Regions from separate parts of the Mus musculus genome. Here region 2 is linked to region 1. Evidence: chromatin contacts called from ENCODE Hi-C or POLR2A ChIA-PET data. All regions are on one chromosome and are shown on one strand. Each heading gives the region's core, a stretch centred on a gene start or an enhancer-like site at or near the end of the contact. The rest is flanking DNA. Distances are from core to core; before and after follow the strand shown.

The links. Hi-C counts contacts between places; a loop is a spot of excess contacts on that map. ChIA-PET counts read pairs that join two places held with the same protein, here RNA polymerase II (POLR2A).
Region 2: a map of left cerebral cortex shows a loop between it and region 1 (5-fold over the local background). The contact joins two enhancer-like sites. A Hi-C loop is called at or near these places in 3 of 37 maps with a recorded cell type or tissue (heart and left cerebral cortex). POLR2A ChIA-PET finds 5 or more read pairs at or near these places in 2 of 5 experiments (Patski and embryonic stem cell).

Annotation. Positions count from the first base shown.
Region 1 is chr7:109,542,172-109,547,961 of GRCm38, reverse strand. Denn2b (DENN domain containing 2B) reads left to right here. Exons shown (of 20, transcript NM_001001326.1): 5 at 2,734-2,885; 6 at 5,427-5,642. Among named protein-coding and RNA genes, the nearest start is that of Snora3, 25 kb to the right of the region's middle. Within about 2 kb of position 2,586, at least 1 of the 3 ENCODE cell types and tissues checked has a DNase peak (open chromatin) inside an H3K27ac peak, as active enhancers do; it is heart, where a contact is called at or near this core.
Region 2 is chr7:109,585,680-109,591,469 of GRCm38, reverse strand. All of the region lies in intron 1 of Denn2b (DENN domain containing 2B), which reads left to right. Among named protein-coding and RNA genes, the nearest start is that of Denn2b, 29 kb to the left of the region's middle. Within about 2 kb of position 3,314, at least 1 of the 3 ENCODE cell types and tissues checked has a DNase peak (open chromatin) inside an H3K27ac peak, as active enhancers do; it is heart, where a contact is called at or near this core.

The DNA of each region.
Region 1 (5,790 bases), core at 1,337-3,836:
GCAGTTAGTGGGTCCCTTAGATTAGAGGAGAGAGAAGCTGGCACTAGAGCTGGGCAGGAAGAGTCGGTCCTCAAGGCCGTCCCACAGAGACAGTTCCGGCATACACAAGTTGGTCTTCCAGCTGCCCTTCCCAAGGCTGTCATCAACATGCAGCTATGCTTTGCTTCTGCTGCTTCTCTGGAATTCATCTTACACTTTCTACTTACAGCTTTAGATTCTATGCCAATTGTCAAAGCTCTGATTCTGGGGAAAGAAAGAAGGAAAAAGAGAAGAGGATGAAGGAAAGAAATTAGACTTAGAACTTACAGCATGGCCCTCAGACACTATTAGGAAGCATCGGATACAGGAGCCAGGGAGCAGTTCCATTCATCTCTTTGCTGTGCCCATCTTCCTTCTGTCCCCTCTTCCTTCCTCGTTTCTTCCATCTTTCCTCCCTATCCAATGGGGCATTTGATAATGCAGAAGCATTTTTGGTTATAACCAAGGGAGAGTAATGTCAGGCTAGTATTGAAAGGCCAGAATTGCGGTAAATGTCCTATAAATGGCCAGGTCAGCTCATCAACCCAAAATGTCACTTCTTCAAGAACCTCTGATGGAAAAGGATTGAGATGGGTCTTCTTATAGGTTGGAGATAATGAGGATTCTGGCCAGTCACTTAGACCAAGGCAATCTGAATGAGTGTGAAATAACAAATACTTCTCTAGCCCCAATCTGGAAAGTAATATACAGATCCTGTTGTACAGATCAGAAGAATAATTATGCCCTAGCATTCTTCTATCCTGCATCCCCTTCACCTCTCAACCTTGTAAGATACTTGTCAGGTAGGGACCAAGAAGTAGAAATCCACCCGCTCCCTCCAGAAATATACCTCACATGAAGTGGGCTGGAAAACTGTACAGGGGATGCTGGTTTTGAGCCAACTTTACTTAGTCAGGGCCCTGGGATGGAGAAGAGTCATTTTAATGGCATGGCAGTTCCAGGAAAAGCCGTGCTCCATTGCTGGGGAGCGTGTTGTGTTGGGAATCACTTAATCCAACCCCCGCTCTTTTCTTGACTCATCTTTGACTCATAAGTTTACAGAGATTTGTGTTGCTCCTGCTGCAGTCTGTATCCTCACTCCCCCACCTCCACAAAGGCATTTCCTAAAGTCATTGTGGTTTCTTATTTAATAAATAGATGCTAGAGTTTAGGAGAGCCTCAGCTTCATGAGGAATCGCTAAGCATGCTGGGCTTGCATTTTCTACTGTACCCTGTTAAGTGAGTTGCAATGCCAGCAGCCTCCTTTTTCAGTCTGGTAGGAGTGGAGGTAAGATACATGCAGGCATCTGCAGGGTAGGCATGGGGCTCAGCATTTGCCCAAACTCAGTCCTGTTCACAATGTAGGAGCAAATCCTTCCCTGGGCATGCTATCTGCCACAGAGGTCCCAAACAGTAGCATTGAGTCTAGGGCAAGACAACAGAGGGGAAGTGAGGGTTGTATTGGTAAGGAGTCTCTGGATCTTGTTACCATCATGATTTCAGTGCTGGGATTAAGCTTAGACTGATGACGCAACATGACTCCTTGGTTTTACTGTGTGTTAGAAAAGCCTCATTAGGGCTGGCGAGATGGCTCAGAGGTTAAGAACACTGACTGCTCTTTCAGAGATCCTGAGTTCAATCCCAGCAATCACATGTTGGTGGCTCACAACCATTTATAATGGGATCTGATGCCCTCTTCTGTTGTGTCTGAAGAGAGCAAGTGTACTTACATGGATGGATGGATGGAAGGAAGGAAGGAAGGAAGGAAGGAAGGAAGGAAGGAAGGAAGGAAGGGAAGAAGGAAGGAAGGAGGAAGGAAGCATCCTCATGGGAGAGGGGATGGCATAGGAAGGTGTAACTTAGAAAAGGATGAATCTCAAAAATCTTATAGTCTTGGGCAGGGACTATGTTTGGGGCTTTCCTAAGATTTTCTGGTAGTGTCAATATAGAGCATACTGCCAGAGATTTTAGAAACTGGTCCTGAGATGCAAGAACTCTCTTCCTTTCTTTTGGCCTGGACTCCTTCCAAGCCTTTCACACTCCCATGTCACCGTGGAAAAGTCTCTGCCAAATGGGGAACAATGAGGATCCTCTCTCTGCTGAGCTTACCCGTAGAAGCGGTAGCTGACATGCTCAGAGAAAGGGATGAACAAAGTCTCACTGAGCACTCACTAGGGCTACTCGGCCCTCTGGTTGCCCAAGACAGTATCTCTTCCTGCAAGACTTGGAGACGTAGGAGTAGGTCAGAGGAGGATCTAGCAAAGCTCTGCTCCCTCGACTCCTTTGAGTTCTTTCATACTTACCCCTAAAACTGGACCCAGGAGACCCACAGAGAGCTGAGTAAAGGGGCGGCTATGGGATCTCAGAAAGCCTTTCCAGAAGCCAATCTCGGGGGCTTTACCAGCAGAAGGCTAGAGCTTGTAGTGTCAGCGTTGTCCTCTGCCAGTCTTGTGCAATCCCTAATTTATAAAGCAGTGGCCAGACAGGGCTGAGTTGAGCTGAGCTGAGCTGAACTGGAGGTGGGGAGTGGGGGCCTCAGCTTCTGCACTTGGAGCCAAGATCTGTTTGTAGCCTCCCCACTGCAGACAGGCAGCTGCGTGACTCATGAGCTGAAGGGCCAGGCTGAAGATATTCTCTGTGCTTCACAGGAATTGTGTGTATATCTCTCACTCTCTCATTCTTTCCTTCTTGTCTCTAACTTTGCCTCCTCTGCAGGAGGGCTTCCCAAGGAGAATCCCTACGAGGATGTGGACTTAAAGAACCGGAGAGCTGGACGAAAATCCCAGCAACTGTCTGAGAACTCCTTGGACTCTTTGCACAGGATGTGGAGTCCCCAAGACAGGAAGTACAACCACCCACCCATGCAGGTAATGCAGCTCTGGCCTAGGCAGTCGGGGCCTGTCCCCAAGCTTTTACTGACGCTATTGTCCTGGCTAGCAGTTGGCAGAGGACTTTGCCTCAGGAGAGGGCTGTGCACTCAGGACCTTCTGCCGTGTTGAAACTGCCTTGGGCAATTGAGATGTGCCTCCAGGGCATCCTATCTTGCCCTCCCCCCCCCCCCTTCACTATTTGTGTTCTAGCAAGAAAACCAAACCAGGAGCTCTTACAAACTCCTATTAGCAGTAAATAAGGGCTTTCTTAGAGACTTGACATTCTGCAGCTCTGCCCCAAATTATCTTAGTTGTGGGATTTGAGGGTTAATGGCAGGACTTAGGAGAGCCAGCTAGTGAGGGCCTGTGCCCTCAAGGTGCTTTCAAGCTTTTCTTAGTCTCTGTTCTCACTAGCACTTAGCAGAGGGGTTGCCTCAGGAACTAGTTGTGTACCTAGGGACTTCTACCATGTTGAAAACCCTATAGGCAGGCAGGTAGGATATCCTCAGGGATGCTTGCCTTCCTGGCAATGTGTGGGATCCACTGTCATGTAGGCTCTGTACTGAAAAGCATCAGTGTTTATAGGGTGGGTATATAGATTAGGGCTGAGAGAAGGGCAGCCCAGGACATTGTAGTGAGGGAGCTACTTGAGTATGAGGCCTACGTTGCTGAGCCCTGGTGGCCAGAGTCCATAGCCTTGTTCTTTCCCTGAAAGAAGTGAGCATGACCAGCCTTTCAGAGTCACATAGCAGAGCAGACTGGCAGGAGAGATTAAGGAGTATTTAGAATGGGGAGATAGCACAGTGTGTAAAATGCTTACTGTACAATGTGAACTCCTGAGCACAGATTCCCCAGAACCCAAGTAAAGCCAAATGCATTAGCAATGGTCTGTAATCCCAAGGTTCCTATAGCAAGACAAAGTGGAGAATCTGAAGAAGCTAGTGGGCTACCTAGCCTGATAGATCCATAAGCAAACCACGTAGAACAGACAAATTGGAAGGTGAAGGTCAACACCTAAAGCTGAACTCAGCCCTGGGCCTGTATAACCACACACACACACTCACACACACACACACTCATACTCACACACACACACACACACAGACTCACACACACACACTCACACACACACAGACTCACACACACACACACACACACACTCACACACACACAGACTCACACACACTCACACACACACACACAGACTCACACACACTCACACACACAAACATACACACTCACACACACACACTCACACACTCAAAAAATAAAAATGGGCTGGAGAGCAGTTATGAGCACTTAATATTCTTTCAGAGGACCCACATTTAGTTCTCAGCATCCACAAAGCAGTTCACAACTATCTGTAACTCCAGTTTGGGGGAATTTGATGCCCTCTTCTGACCTCCACAGATAGACACACGTGGTGTATATATGTACATGTAGGCAAAAGACTCAATGTACATAAAATATAACTTTTATTTTAAAGAACAGTAAAGAAGTGTTTGAGGAATGGAGTGAAGGAAGGGAGAGAGGAGAAAGCCAAAAGGCCCAAAGAAACTTTAGACAAGCTCATTCTGGTTTTATCCAGAGTCCCAGGATGTAGGAAAGCCAGGAGAGTAGAGAAGCAAGCTGTTCTGACCGCCCCATGTAACTCTTTAACTGGACAAATGCAAGGACCTGGATGTTATAACGTTGGACAGAAAAACACATAATTTTTCCAGGCTTTGAAGTCATGTGGTGGCTTTGATGATGCATCTGTCCTTCCGATGTGCCCTTTTCAGATGGGCGTCCATTGACTCTGTATTGCTAGACTAATTAGCTTGGAAAAGATATTGACAGTGGAAAGAAAAGGACTTGCAGAAAGTTGAGAAGAGGCAGATTGAGACAAAAACTTGAGGGCTCTCAGGAGATGCCTGCTTTCCCAGCAGTTCCACTATCAATTAGCCAACTAGGTGTTCTATACTGAAGATCATCAGCTGTTCATTAAGGATATACAGGGCCAGAGAACGAGGCTGCCCAAAATGGTATAGTGAGAGGGAGCCACTTGAATGTGAGGTCTGTCTTACTCAACTTTGGTGGCCACAGCCCAAGACCCCTATTCTCTGGAGGAAGTAAGCATGGCCAGGATGTCAGGCTCACACAACAGAGCAGGTTGGCAGGTAGGCTATGGCCTCTTGCACAAAAGGCTTCAGAACTGAGGAGGTAGAACGAGTGGTTCCCTCATCCACAATCACTAATCCTCTGTCAAAGTTCAGACAGTGCCTGGAGATTTCTGCTCTGTCTCCTCTTTCAGCTCAATAGAGGATCTTTTTTCTTTATTCTTTTCTGGCAGAAGAAGTAACACTTTCTTTGAAGAAGCAAGCATTTAATCTAGTGCTTACCTGGCCACTGAACAGCTAAGGTCTTTAAGGAGGAAACTCTAGGTTATTGAATTCTAACAGGGAACTGGTGAGAGCTGAGGATGCACAGATAGCAGAAGACAGATACTGATAAAACACTTGTAGTGAGCTCCCTCTCATATCCTGTCCCCCATGCCAGCTGTCCCTGAAGTCCAACAGCCAGTCCCTGCGCAGTGGGAACTGGTCAGAAAGGAAGAGCCATCGTTTGCCACGATTACCCAAGAGGCATAGCCATGATGACATGATGCTGTTGGCTCAGCTGAGCCTGCCATCTTCACCCTCCAGCCTCAATGAGGACAGCCTCAGCACCACAAGTGAGCTGCTGTCCAGCCGCAGGTCCCGCCGCATTCCCAAGGTATCCTTCCCGCATTGAGCCCAGGGCGCTAGGCAGATGGGTGGGTAGGCAAACAGCTATGCTCTGGCCTGCCTTCCTTCCTTCCTTCCTCCTCTAATCTGGGCTGCTTTTTTAGTTCCCCTTGAATAGATTGAGGGCCTCCTTTCCC
Region 2 (5,790 bases), core at 2,065-4,564, 43 kb before region 1:
AGTGGGGTTTGAGTAACAAGAGGGAGAGAAGCACACTCTAGCTGTCAAGGGTTTAAGTGTAAAAGAGTAGAGGCAGAAATGGGCATATTGGAGCAGGTGTGTGTGTGTGTGTGTGTGTGTGTGTGTGTGAGAGAGAGAGAGAGAGAGAGAGAGAGAGAGAGAGAGAGAGAGAGAATAAGCAATTGGGGGTAAGAAGGTGGAGAGGTTGTAGTGAAGACAAAAGAAAGAAGAGGGTGATAAAAAATTGGTTGAATTGGTGTTGGTGCTGGACAGTTAGCAGCCTTGAGTGGCAGGATAGTGTCATTGATGAGTATGGAGAACTGGAGACTAAAGGGTAAAGGGAAATATTGATATATTAATTCTGCCTTGCATTCTGGTATCTCCTCTGGGTGCCACTCGAGGCTACTCCCCGAAGCAAGAGGTTAGGAGTCAGTGATGGAGGAGAAATTGCAAGAACACAGCACAGTTTTTAAAATAGTTCTCTATATTTGGCTCTTACTCACTTAAGTAAAAAATGACTTCAAGGACATCTTCTTCTTTGCGCTCTGATTCCTAAACTTGTCCTTGAAGCCTCTGGGGCTGTTATCTGGCTTGGTGGGAGCTGCTGAGCATTTTTGCATACTCCTTGCCAGGAATTAATGTCCTTGGGCCTCAGCTGGGGTGTGTCCCCAATCCAGCCATCTGGAAGGTCAGAGTTATTAGCCAGTAGAATGTACCCATTAGCTCTTGGAGGGGTTACAACCTGTTAGTGGAGTCCTAAGCCTGGGAACTGCTTCTCTCACAGGGCCTTTCACACTTGGACCAGCTAACTGGCATTGCACTCCCTTATTTGGACACTAAATTTTCTGGGTGAGGTTGCAGTTCGACTTTGTTTTGAGTTTTTAGAGTATCTGACATCCTTGTGAGTGATTTTTTTTTTTTTTAAGAGATCAACATAACAGCAAAGCATTTACTTTTCTCCACCTGACTCTTTCCTTGGCCTCCAGCCTATCTGTTTATGAAACCAGAATGTGGTTCCCATGTTCTGCATTGGCCTCCCTGGGGACGCGTGGAACCCCCAACCATAGTGACAGAGACAGTAGAAACATGAGTCTAGCTACAGAGATTGTGAGAGGCTTGCTTTGTGTCTGGTACTAGAAACACCTGAGAGAACATTTTTGTACTTTGGGGAACTTGCTGTGCCCATCAGCTTGACCTCATCCTGGCCCAAGATACCAGGAGAAAGGTGCAGGCAGGGATATGGGAGGTAGTGGTGCTACCAAGGGTGAAGAAGTTTTGTGGGGCTCTGAGAGCACGCTTTCCCCTCTGGCAGACGGGCAGCTCTGTTTACCTCTGGTTGTCTTTTGATTGTTTCCTGTGGGCCCAAGGGAAGTGATCACTAGTGACAGAGATACAGGGGCCTAGTGCAGGAGGGAAGGCAAGGGAAGTGATCACTAGTGACAGGTATAGGGTCCTCGTGCAGGGGGAGAAGCAGTCAGCTAAGTTCCAGTTGGAACTTGCTGAAGCAACCTCTCAGCCTTCTTGGGGGAAAGCTTTGGGATCAAAGAGTCATGCAGGCTTGAGGCTTGAAGACTGGAAGAGCCGAGGTGTGAAATGAGGAGACCCCCTTGCTGTCTGTCCTCCAGAAGTCAGAGAGAAGGCTGACCGACTGAAAACTACTGCTGCACACCAAAAAAGTACTGTCCTAGTGGGAAGGGCTTCCCGTGCAGCAGTGTCACCCAACCCATACACAAACCCTTTGTACCTGTACTGCCTCCTCCTTATAGATGAGGAGAGTGTCACTTAGGGTAGCCTTGCATCAAAGCTTTGTAGCACTTGGAGGAGTTTTATATCCAGATTTCATTAACTACTTGGAATTACTCAAGACTACTCTTTCCCCGTTATTCCTTGTAGAGGAATCCACAACAAGCTATTATTTTAAGTAAGCTTTTAATTTTAGAGTAGTTTCAGATTTATAGAAAAGTTGCAGAGAGGGCACTAAAAGTTCCCATAGATCCTGGAAACCATTAATATTTTCCTCTCTCTTTTTCTGGCCTATTTCTGAGGGAGTGGGGAAGCAGATTTGGAGTGAGGACATTTTTTTCCAGCCTGGTGGTTTTTGAGCTACAGTTCTTGAGAGTCCACTAGGTTATAGTATTTTTTTTTCCCCCTAGGATCCAGTCTGTCTCAGCTGAACTGGGCTGGACACAGCTTTGCCTTCTAGATTCAGAATCGTATTTTCTGCGTCTCCTCAGTGGGGCCAGCTGGTAGCTGAGCTCCCGGAAGCTGGGGAAGGCAGTCATGGTTGGGAGGGTCTTCCGCTGTCTGGCCTTTGCTCTGTGTTATCTGGAAGGGTTCTTTCAAGTCAGTCCTCATGTTTTTAGCTGATGTTAGCTGACTTGGAGTCAGCGCCTTGGAGGGAACATCTGGGTGATATGATGAAACCTATTTGCTTGATGCCTCGAGTCTGACCTTGTATGGTGCCAGGGTAGTCCAAGGTGGTCGCTACTCAGTGGAAAGCAGACAGTGGGCAGTAGTGATGTGTATGGCAGCTTCTGTGCTTTGCTTGGGGCCCAGGCATATTCTCCATTTAAGGGAAAGGGGTCTGCAGACGTCTTAGCTGTGGGTGTGAGTGGGCTGGCCTGAGTGTGGGTGTGAGTGGGCTGGCCTGAGTGTGGGTGTGAGTGGGCTGGCCTGAGTGTGGGTGTGAGGGGCTGGCCTGAGTGTGGGTGTGAGGGGCTGGCCTGAGTGTGGGTGTGAGGGGCTGGCCTGAGTGTGGGTGTGAGTGGGCTGGCCTGAGTGTGGGTGTGAGTGGGCTGGCCTGAGTGTGGGTGTGAGGGGCTGGCCTGAGTGTGGGTGTGAGTGGGCTGGCCTGAGTGTGGGTGTGAGGGGGCTAGATGTGCTTTTTCAGTGAGATCATTCCACAGTTGCATTCCTATGAAATTATATTTTACTCGAGACGTGAAACTAGATGTGTGTAAAGGCACTGGCACTAAACACACAGAGCTCGGAGAAGGCCAGATGAGAGAGGGACAAGCAAGTCTTGGTGGGGTGGGGTGGGGTGAGGATTGGATTCAGGATCGTACACTATGAGCTTACCCAGGAAATGAAGTAGCCACTCAGCCCGGGGAAGGGAGGCTTGAGGTGCGTTGTCCCAGCTGTCTGCTACCCGAGGCAACTTGAGCTCAGAAAGGGCAAGTAAGGAGATGCTTACAGCTTCTGTGCCAGTGGCTGACAGGAAGCTCTGGAAACAGAAATGTCTGTTATCACCTACCAGCCCACCTTCCTGCGGCTCATCTCCCACCTCTGCCCTCCCAACCCCCACTTTCTCTGTTTCCTACCACTATGGTCTGTTTCTGCTCACACCCTTGTGGCACCAGACATACCGTGCTCCCTCATCCCACAGCACCCAACCCACAGCAGCCAGGTCTGTAGCTCTGGACTCCAACTTAGAAGTCTGTAATCCAGTTTCATTTTGACACTGACTGCTTGGAGTTAGTATAAACCCTACATACAGTTTAAGGGCTTAGTCTCTTATGACTGCCTCAACTCACTAGTCTCAGTCACCCATATTTCTGGACATTTTGAGGGCTTCCTCTCACACCCCTCTCCCACGGGTTTGATAATTTGCTGGAATGGCTCACAGGCAGAATTTAGAAAAAGTGAAGGGCTCTGGTAGACCAGAGCATGACAAACATGACTCTGGCAAGTCTTACTCTCTCCTATCCCCTCCTTCTTGCTTAACTGATGATTACACCCCTACAGCTAGCCACCAAAGACTATTCCCTTATTCACTTCCTTCTCCTGATGCTGACTACCAAGGTCTAGCTATCAAAGTATTGAAGTCCAGGAATCAAAGCCCCTCTTTTGACTGCCCTAATTAACATGCCCTATCAAAGCAAACCCATTCATCCTAACAGGGAAAACTTAGAATTGGTTTTCTTCCTGATTCCTGACAGAGAATTCCTGGTAATTTTTTCAAAGATACATCCAAGTGACAGCAGGGTGGTGGTGGTGGTGGTGGTAGTGATAGGCCCTTTCAGCATCACCTTAGTTTATTATGCTAATGAGGTGATCAGTGGACCAATGAACAGAAAGACTATGGAGGTTGAAGTTTCAGCCTCATCTTCCTTTCCCTAAACTACCATTTGCCTATGGGCCACATCTATCTCCTCTCTGTCCAGAAGTAGTCCTTTGTCCCTCTGGGGCAGATAGCCTACCCCCCCCCCCGTTGCTTTTCCCTTCTTCCTCCCTCGTCCTCTGCCTCCCATCTTTGTCTCTTACTCCTCCTTGCCCTCTGTCCCTCTGGGACAAAGAAATCTCTTTTGTGATGAGAACTTGGTCTTGATGTATCCTGTGCCTACTCTGGTCCTTTCCAAGTGTACTTACTTCTTACCAGTTTATTATTAAGCGCACAGCTCAGGAATGTTCAATCAAAAGACCTGCACAGGGCAGGATTACTGGGGGTGAGGGACTTGTTAAGTCAATTTCCCCTTGAGTTGCCCTCCAGTACTGTAATCTGTTTACCAAACCAAAGCTTTTTGAATTCTCATGGTCAGGGGTTCTGTGGAGGGTCTTCTATTATATAGGCATGATATATTATGTCAGGCATATATTATGATATATGACTGATATATGATGTCATAGGGGCTCTATGGAGTTTGTTATATCCGTACTGATGGATTATGTGGTAACATAATAACTGATAAGTACTGGTGAGTTCCACCCTCAGCTCTCTCCTCTCCCCTCAGGCTGGAGGATCTTTTCAGTTCTTTTCTGCTGCCACTGTGCTCTTGTTGACCTTTGTGCATCCAGCTATTCCTTAACTTGTGGTTTAGAGGACAAAAACTGTTTGCAGGGCTAAGGAGATGGCCCAGCAGGGGCATAGCTTGCTGTGCAAGCCTGATGACCTGAGTTCAATTCCCAGAACCCACAGAAAGAACGAGAGCCAACTCCACAAGGTTGTCCTGGTCACTACATGTTCTTTATAGCACACACATGCCCACACGCGTACTTCATAAACACACACAATAATAATGGTAATTTAATTTTTAAAAAGGCTGTTTTCCCTAATAGTGCCTAGCACAGGGCTTAGTAAGTACCTACGAAATAGCTGTTGAAGGTAGAGTTAGCATACTACAGTCGTGTATAATAGTCATTCCAGCCTATTAGGCACTATATAGGTGGCTAATGTAGTGTGATTTCTGAGGCCAGGTGTATACTTCTCCTGGTATACAGCAAAGGGAAGTTTGTGGAGTAGTAAGACAGAGAACCCAATGGGTCCTTTGTTTCATAGGCAGATTATAAGAGCTAGGCCTGTATTCACACAAGGTTAAATAAAACTGCTTGCCGAGCATCCTTGCTAAAGCTTCAGGGTTGGAGAAGAATGAACACTAGGTTTAGAATTGGATTCCGGTGGAGGTGGTGGTGGCAGCTTACTAGAGACAATTGTGTAGTAACCATATAGCCCTTCCTAGGAAGCAGATACCATTATCTCCTATATGTCAACTCATCTGCTCGTAGGGTAGCCTGTGAGATGCCTACTATTAATTTGCCGTTGAAGGAAGAAACTGAGGCCACAGAGCTACTTGACAGTTCTAAGCCTGGTTCTGTATATAGTTGAATAAACTTTAAGGCAAGATACTGAGCCTTCCAGAGCCCCAGCCTCCTTCCTGAAATAACCTGCTATGTCTAACCTCCGGGGCTTGTTGGTCGACCCACATGAAAGAGCATGTGAACATGTTTTTGAAAATAATATAGTACTATGAGTAGTTTCAGGATCAAAGCTTAGGCTGTTTTAGTCCCAACAAA